Regions from separate parts of the Homo sapiens genome. Here region 1 is linked to region 2. The links are chromatin contacts, found by POLR2A ChIA-PET in ENCODE. All regions are on one chromosome and are shown on one strand. Each heading gives the region's core, a stretch centred on a gene start or an enhancer-like site at or near the end of the contact. The rest is flanking DNA. Distances are from core to core; before and after follow the strand shown. Region 1 holds the start of ZSWIM4 (zinc finger SWIM-type containing 4). Region 2 overlaps MYO1F (myosin IF).

The links. ChIA-PET counts read pairs that join two places held with the same protein, here RNA polymerase II (POLR2A).
Region 1: POLR2A ChIA-PET joins it to region 2 with 11 read pairs in activated CD4-positive, alpha-beta T cell. The contact joins the promoter of ZSWIM4 here to the enhancer-like site in region 2. POLR2A ChIA-PET finds 5 or more read pairs at or near these places in 3 of 52 experiments (activated CD4-positive, alpha-beta T cell, activated CD8-positive, alpha-beta memory T cell and naive thymus-derived CD4-positive, alpha-beta T cell).

What each region holds. Positions count from the first base shown.
Region 1 is chr19:13,792,325-13,796,692 of GRCh38, forward strand. ZSWIM4 (zinc finger SWIM-type containing 4) reads left to right here and starts at 3,119. Exons shown (of 14, transcript NM_001367834.3): 1 at 3,119-3,477. The coding sequence starts at 3,325. RefSeq lists silencers at 2,753-3,242, 3,263-3,472 and an enhancer at 3,713-3,782.
Region 2 is chr19:8,516,476-8,520,901 of GRCh38, forward strand. MYO1F (myosin IF) reads right to left here. Exons shown (of 28, transcript NM_012335.4): 28 at 4,303-4,426. Among named protein-coding and RNA genes, the nearest start is that of ZNF414, 4.5 kb to the left of the region's middle. RefSeq lists an enhancer at 1,454-1,513. Within about 2 kb of position 2,221, at least 5 of the 41 ENCODE cell types and tissues checked have a DNase peak (open chromatin) inside an H3K27ac peak, as active enhancers do.

The DNA of each region.
Region 1 (4,368 bases), core at 1,869-4,368, 5.3 Mb after region 2:
GTCTCACTTTGTTGCCCAGGCTGGAGTGCCGTGGTGCAATCTTGGCTCACTGCAAACTCCGCCTCCTGGGTTCAAGTGATTCTCCTGCCTCAGCCTCGCAAGCAGCTGGGATTACAGGCGCCCGCCACCACGCCCAGCTGATTTTTGTTTTGTTTTGTTTTGTTTTGTTTTTTGAGGCGGAGTCTTGCTCTATTGCCCAGGCTGGAGTGCAGTGGCGCGATCTCAGCTCACTGCAAGCTCCACCTCCCGGGTTCACGCCATTCTCCTGCCTCAGCCTCCGGAGTAGCTGGGACTACAGGTGCCCGCCCCCACGCCAGGCTAATTTTTTTGTATTTTTAATAAAGACGGGGTTTCACCGTGTTAACCAGGATGGTCTGCATCTCCTGACCTCATGATCCGCCCGCCTCGGCCTCCCGAAGTGCTGGGATTACAGGCGTGAGCCACTGTGCCCGGCCCTAATTTTTGTATTTTTAGTAGAGACGGGGTTTCACCATGTTGGCCAGGCTGGTCTTGAACTCCAGACCTCAGGTGATCCGCCTGTCTCAGTCTTCGAAAGTGCTGGGATTACAGGTGTGAGACACCTTGCCCGGCCTCGTTTTCTGTTTTTTTGTTTGTTTGTTTGTTTTCCTGAGACGGTCACACTGTCACTCCGGCTGGAGCACAGTGATACAATCATATCTCACTGTAGCCTGAACCTCTTGGGCTCGAGAGATCCTCCTGTCACAGCCTCCAGAGTAGCTGGGACTACTGGCTTGTGCCACCACGCCCAGCTGATTTTCTTATTTTTTAATAGAGATGGGTTTTCGCCATGTTGCCCATGCTGGTCTCAAACTCCTGGGCTCAAGTGATCTTCCCACCTCACCATCCCAAAGTGCTGGGATTCCAGGCGTGAACCACCGCGCCTGGCCAAAACATTCTTTTTTTTTTTTTTTTGGAGTCTCACTCTGTCCCCCAGGCTGGAGTGCAGTGGCGCAATCTTGGCTCACTGCAACCTCTGCCTCCTGGGTTCCCACCATTCTCCTGCCCTAGCCTCCCTAGTAGCTGGGACTATAGGCGCCTGCCACCATGCCCGGCTAATTTTTTGTATTTTTAGTAGAGAAGGGGTTTCACTGTGTTAGCCAGGATGGAAAACATTCTTAATGAAATATTTTAGGCCGGGCGTGGTGGCTCACGCCTGGAATCCCAGCACTTTGGGAGGCCAAGGCAGGCAGATCATAAGGTCAGGAGTTTGAGACCAGCCTGCCAATATGGTGAAACCCCGTCTCTACTAAAAATGCAAAAGTTAGTCAGGCGTGGCGGTGGGTGCCTGTAGCCCCAGCTACTTGGGAGGCTGAGGCAGAATAATCACGTGAACCTGGGAGGCAGAGGTTGCAGTGAGCTGAGATCACTCCATCTCAAAAAAAAAAAAAGAAATATTTTTCCTTGTTCCCTTCCTGCTATGTCTCCAAAATCCACTCTGTATTTTACCTTTCCAGCACAACCTAATTTCAGCCAGTCCCATTTCAAGGGCTCAGAGACCACTTGTGGCCATTGGTGACCATACTGGACAGTGCAGGTCTGCAGGGGAGTTTAACTAATTGAGGGGGTGGCAGGGAGAGTGGGTGAAGACTGGCCAGAGGGTGCAGCTGTGAGACTCGAAGTTTCTCCAAGAAAAAGCTAGGGCTTCCATATGGATGAGTGGATAATCACTGTTTTTTTTTTTTTTCTGCTGTGCCTATCATTTAACTGAATGGAGGCAAAGCATGTGTTGGTTGGTACATTCAACAAGTTCTAGGTTAAGCGCCTACCTTCCAGGTGCTGCCGGTACAGTAAAGCACAGATGGGACAAACTCCTGCCTCCTGAGGCTCACAGTGGAGAGGGAGAGATTGAAATTAAGCAACTACCAAAGGTGGATCACTTGAGGTCAGGAGTTCAAGACCAGCCTGGCCAACATGGCAAAACTCCGTCTCTACCAAAAATACAAAAATTAGCCGGGCGTGGTGGTGGGCGCCTATAATTTCAGCTATTCGGGAGGCTGAGGCAGGAGAATCACTTGACCCCGGGAGGCGCAGGTTGCAGTGAGCCGAGATCGCACCACTGCACCCCAGCCTGGACGACAAGAGTGAAACTCCGTAAAAAAAAAAAAAAAAAAAAAAAAAAAAACCGCCGAAACAGATAAATAAATGGTAATGGTGAGAAGTATGAGGAAGGAAAAATGCAGGGTCCTCTGAGGACATTGGCAAGGAGCCGGGACGGGAACGGGTGATGGAAGCCATGGCCAGCTTCCAGGCCAGAGACGGTGGCCTACACAAGCTGAGTCAGAAAAAATGCTCAGAGGTGCTGGGGTTTGATTAAGTGTTAGGGTGAACCTCATGGAATTGCCATTTTAACAGGCCAAAAATGGTAAAAAAAAATTAGCAATTTCATATGACCCAAGATAGTATCTAGGGCATGGAAAGGAGGGGCGGGGTACTATACTAGTTTTGAGGCTCAAGGGATGACCTATGAACCCCCTAACCGAGCTTTGTTTCTGGAGAGGGGGTCCGCGGCCCGCATGAGCTCCCTCAGTGAGCCTGCGACCCCTCCGCCCCCACAAGAACCAAAACTTGACCCGGTGCCCAGAGAGGTTGAGTGAGTTTCTCGGGTCGCACAGCTGGGAGGGACGAGGGGCTGAGCCACTGCCAAGGGATCCCGCTGCTCTGTCTCGCTCACCGGCCGGGCTATGTTGATTGTCCCCTCGCGGCGCCCGGAAGCGACCCTCAGTAAACAAAGCCGTGTGTGGGCGCAGCCCCAGAAGCCTGGGGCGCGCAGTCCAGCCCAAGAGAGGCGGGGGAGGAATGTTGTGAATGAACCCCGGGCCCGCCCCGAAACTCCGCATAAGGCCTGGGCCGCGGGGGTCCTCCCACTCTGATTGGCCTCTGGCGCCCCGTGATTGACAGCGCCCCTCGCTGTGCGCTCTGGTTGGGTAAACAAGAAAAGACTGGCATCGCAGTCATCGAGTGAGCAGCGAGGCTTGGACACGGGTCTGGCGGCGCAGCCAATGGCGGGGGAGGGCCGAGGAGGCCGAGGGGGGGCCAATAGGGACAGGCGGTGGGGGCGGGACGACGGCGGAGCTAAAGCGGCGGCTGAAGCAGCTTCATTGTTGTGAAGAGTCTTAAAGGGGCCGCATCACCCTGCCGGCCCGGCGCGGGTCGGGGGTGGGTGCGGTAGGGGTCCCGGGGCGGCCGAGCGCAGAGGACGGACGGGAAGGAGGGCAGGGGGCGCGGGAGCCGGCGAAGCGGAGCGGGCATCGGACCGAGCCCCCCAAAGAGGCCCCGCCCCGGCCCTGGCCCCGGCCGGGCCGGATGGAACCCCCCGCGGCCAAGCGGAGCCGGGGCTGCCCCGCGGGACCCGAGGAGCGCGATGCCGGGGCCGGGGCCGCGCGTGGCCGGGGCCGGCCCGAGGCGCTGCTGGACCTCAGCGCCAAGCGGGTAGCCGAGAGCTGGGCCTTCGAGCAGGTGACCGCGGGGGAAGGGGGCGGGGGCAGGGACGCACCCCCAGCACCTTCCCCACCTGTCTTCTCCTCCCCCACAATCCCCAGACTCCAGAGCTAACCCAATCAGAGACACCCCCTGAGATTCCACCCCCAGGACCCTTAACCCTGCCTGGAAACACCCCCTCATCCTCCTGTTTCTGTCCTTCAAACCCAGTAACCCACCCCCATCCCTTCTCTGCCATCTCTGCCCCTCAGCGCCCCAGATCCCAAATCAGGACACTTCCTTCTTCTCCTACCAACCCCAGATCTCTGAGATCTGGCCCCCATGGCCCGCCTACAACCCTGGGCACCCCTCTTTTCCCGCCTTATCCCCCAACGGTACCCCTCTTTTCCCACCTTATCCCCCAACGGTACCCCTCTTTTCCCACCTTATCCCCCAACGGTACCCCTCTTTTCCTACCGCATCTTTATTCGCCAATCAGGGCACCCCATTCAGTCTTCAATCCTCTCTTCGGCCCCCCGCTTGGGGACACCCTGTCTCCCTCCATCGTAGCCTCTAGAGACTCACACTACCCCATTCCTGCTCTCCAGATCCCTACCGTACACCCCAAGTAAATAACTCCCCCATCTCTCCAGATTCCAGCTCAAGACACCCCTTTTTTCCCCATTCATTCCTGCCCTCGAGCCTCCAGATTCCACCTGTTCCTTGGGGACCCCTCTCTACTCCTCCAGATTCCTCTTTCGGGGCTGCCCGTCTTCTCCTGGCTTGCCGCAGGGATTACTGAAATGCCAGGGTCCCTCCTCCTCCCCACCTCATCCCCCTGACCTATCCTATCTCTTCCCATAGGAAAACAGCAGGGGCGGAGCCTGGGTGGTGGTCCCTGGACAGGTGCACCTAGAAGCTCTCTTCTGT
Region 2 (4,426 bases), core at 971-3,470:
CACTGCAGCCTCAACCTCCCTGGGCTCAGGTGATCCTCCTACCTCAGCCTCCCTAGTAGCTGGTACTAAAGGTGTGTGCCACCACACGCAGCTAGTTTTTATATGTTTTGTAGAGATGGGGTTTTGTCACATTGCCCAGGATGTTCTAGAACTCCTGGGCTCAAGTGATCTATCTGCCTCAGCCTCCCGAAGTGTTGGGATTTCAGGTGTGAGCTACTGTATCCAGCCCCCTATGGGCTTTTATATGCAGAGAATACCTTTAGGAGATATTTAAAAACTGGGGAGAGGAACAGGGATGTTTGAGTGGGAGAGAGACTGAGTTTTCACTTTTGTGTTTTTTGAATTATTATTATTTTTTTCTGTCCAGGCATGGTGTCTCAAGCCTGCAATCCCAGCACTTTGGGAGGCTGAAGTGGGAGGATCACTTGAGGCCAGGGGTTTGAGACTAGCCTGGGCAACAGAGCAGGACGCCATCTCTACCAAAAATAAAAAGATTAGCTGGGCATAGTGGCACATGCCTGTAGTCTCAGCTTCTTGGGAGGCTGAGGTGGGAGGATTGCTTGAGACCAGAATTTAGAGGCTGCAGTGAGCTGTGTTCATGCCACTGCACTCCATCCTGGGCAACAGAGCAAGACCGTGTCTCTAAGAAAATAAAACAAAAGGCCAGGCACGGTGGCTCACGCCTGTAATCCCAGCACTTTGGGAGGCTGAGGCGGGCGGATTACGAGGTTAGGAGTTCGAGACCAGCCTGACCAACATGGTGAAATCCCATCTCTACTAAAAATACAAAAATTAGCCAGGCATGGTGGCACGTGCCTGTAATCCCAGCTACTCGGGAGGCCGAGGCAGGAGAATCGCTTGAACCCAGGAGGCAGAGGTTGCGGTGAGCCGAGATCATGCCACTGCACTCTAGTCTGGGCAACAGAGCGAGACTCAGTCTCAAAAATAAATACATACATACATGCAAAAATAAAAAATAAAACAAAAACAAATTAAAATTTTTTCTTTTAATTATTATTCATTCAGTTGAAAACTCATTTCATTTAAAAAACAAAGATCATTTTAATGCAGGGTAAGGATGTGTGTGTGTGTGTGTGTGCGTGTGTGCAGGGGAGGCTAGTGCAATCTGGGGAAGGATGGGGTGAGGTGGCAGAAGGGACAGGGACCCAAGGAAGGAAGGGAGAGGAGGGACTGGACTTAAGAAATTTTGTAAAAGAGTCAACAGGATGTGGGGGTGAGCAGCAGGCGGGGCACACATGACTGAGGTCTGCAGTCTGAAGATGCCTGTAACCTAGATAGGAGATGATTATCTTTTAGCATATGCTAAACGTTTAAGATAATGGCCATGGTGCCGTGCACAGTGGCTCACACCTGTAATCACGGCACTTTGGGAGGGTGATGCGGGATCATGATTTGATTCTGGGAATCCAAGGCTGCAGTGAGCTATGATCATACCACTGCATTCCAGTCTGGGACAACAGAGTGAAACCCTGTCTCAAAACAACAGCAACAAGAATCAGATGCTGGAGTGCAGTGGTGTGTGCCTGTAATCTCAGCTACTGGGGGAAGGCTGAAGTGGGAGGATCGCAGGAGCCCAGGTGGTCGAGACCAGCCTGGGCAACACAGTGAGACCCCATCTTCAAAAAAAGAAAAGGAAATTCAGAGATGGAAAGCACTAGGGCCATTCAAGAGATTGCTAAATGCTTTTGTGTCATCATTGAGCAATAAAAGGGCCCTTGAGACCCGGTTGCAGCCTTGAGAATTTTTTCCAGCCATGCTCAGCTTCCCAAGACAGGCACAGAAGGGAGAATAGATTCTGCAGAAGGTTCTGCTGGCCATTCTTGCTGTCTCTCTCTCTCTCTCTCTGTGTGTGTGTGTGTGTGTGTGTGTGTGTGTGTGTCACAGTCTTGTTCTGTTGTCCAGACTGGAGTGCAGTGGCACAACCTCGGCTCACTGCAACCTCCACCTCCCGGGCTCAAGCGATTCTCCTGCCTCAGCCTCCCGAGTAGCTGGGACTATAGTCGTGCGTATCATGTCCAGCTAATTTTTGTATTTTTAGTAGAGATGGGGTTTCACCACGTTGGCCAGGCTGGTCTTGAACTCCTTACTTCAAGTGATCTGCCCACCTCAGCTTCCCAAAGCCCTGGGATTACAGGCGTGAGCCACCGTGCCCGGCTGCTAGTCTTGCTTTGATTCCTGGCTCTACTGGGGATTCCCGATGCCCCATTCTTCCGTTGGGTAGGTATTCTGTGCCCGCAGTTCGCTCATCACAGCTTAGATCACTCTGTGCAGTGCTTGTCAACCAAATCTGCTGAGACCGACCCTCTCCCACCTTCCTGGCTCCTGCTGCAACGCCCATTCCACCTCTGAATTCCCCTCGCTTCTGTGGGCCAGTCCTCACCTCACCAGTCAGCCCCATCTCTACTGGACTGGCTTCTCTTTGAGGGGCTGAGCACAGAGCGGGTGTCCATATTAGAAAGCTACAATTAATTATTATTATTATTATTATTATTATTATTTTTAGAGAGAGACAGGGTTAGCTCTGTTGCCCAGGCTGGAGTACAATGTTGTAATCAGCTCACTGCAGCCTCGACCTGCTGGGCTCAAGTGATCCTCCCATCTCAGCCTCCTGAGTATCTGGGAATACAGGCATGACACTAGCTTTTTTTTTTTTTGAGATGGAGTCTCACTCTGTCACCCAGGCTGGGGTGCAGTGGCGCCATCTCGGCTCACTGCAACCTCCGCCTCCCAGGTTCAAGCAATTCTGCTGCCTCAGCCTCCCGAGTAGCTGGGACCACGGGCGCGCACCATCACGCCCGGCTAATTTTTTGTATTTTTAGCAGAGATGGGGTTTCACTGTGTTAGCCAGGATGGTCTCGATCTCCTGACCTTATGATCTGCCCGCCTTGGCCTCCCAAAGTGCTGGGATTACAAGTGTGACCCACCGTGCCCGGCCAATTTTAAAATTTTTTTGTAGAGACAGGGTATTAGTAGGTTGCCTAGGGTGGTCAAACCTTAAGTGATCCTCCTGCCTTGGCCTCCCAAAGTGCTGGGATTACAGCTGTGAGGCACCATGCTTGGCCAGGATTTGGTTTATTTTAGTATTAGAGACAGGGTCTTGCTGAGTTGCCCAGGCTGGAGTGCAGTGACGCGATCATAGCTCACTTCAGCCTTGAACTCCCGGGATCAAGTGATCCTCCAGCCTCGGCCTCACAAAGTGCTGGGACTACAGGCATGCACCACCACTCCCAAAATTCAGGAATTTTTTTTTTTTTTTGAGACAGAGTCTCACTCTATTGCTCAGACTGGAATTCCATGGTGCAGTCTTGGCTCACTGCAGCCTCCACCTCCTGCCTCAGCCTCTCAAGTATCAGGGACTACAGGCACGTGCCACCATGCCCAGCTAATTTTTGTATTTTTAGTAGAGACAGGGTTTCACCATGTTGGTGAGGCTGGTCTGGAACTCCTGACCTCAGATGATCCGCCCGCCTTGGCCTCCCAAAGTGCTGGGATTACAGGCATGAGCCACTGCGCCCAGCCCAAAATTCAGGATCTTTAGGCTCAGACCATAGCAGGACTCCAGTCTTAGTCCCAGTTAGGTGAAGACTAAGAGGGCACAGAAATGGGATTGGGGTGCAGGGGGCAGGAGTGACCCAGAGTGCATTGAGGGTGGGAGCATGTGGCATGTGGGACCTGCCTCTCTCCATAGGTCCCAGATGGGTTTGGCGGCTGTAGCTTCAAGACTAACAGGACCTGCTGGACCATTTGGGATGCAGATTTTGGAAGGGAAACTGAGACAAATTCTTTATTTTCTTTTCTTTCTTTTTTTTTTTTTTGAGATGGAGTCTCGCTCTGTTGCCCAGGCTGGAGGGCAGTGGCGCAATCTCGGCTCACTGCAAGCTCCTTCTCCCAGGTTCATGCCATTTTCCTGCCTCAGCCTCCCGAGCAGCTGGGACTACAGGCGCCCGCCACCACGCCCGGCTACTTTTTTGTATTTTTAGTAGAGACAAGGTTTCCCCATGTTAGCCAGGATGGTCTCGATCTCCTGACCTTGTGATCTGCCCGCCTCGGCCTCCCAAAGTGCTAGGATTACAGGTGTGAGGCACCGCGCCCACCTCCTCCCTCCCTCCCTCCCTTCCTTCCTTTCTTTTTTTCTGAGACAGGGTCTTGCTCTGTTGCCCAGGCTGGAGTGCAGTGGCATGATCTCGGCTCACGGCAGCCTCTGCCTCCCGGGTTCAAGTGATTCTCCTGCTTCAGCCTTCCCAGTAGCTGGGATTACAGGCAGGCACCACCACACCCGGCTTTTTTTTTTTTCTTTTTTAAATTTTTAGTAGAAACAGGGTTTTGCTGTGTTATCCAGGCTGGTCTTGAACTCCTGGTCTCACGTGATCTGCCCGCCTCAGCCTCCCAAAGTGCTGGGATTACA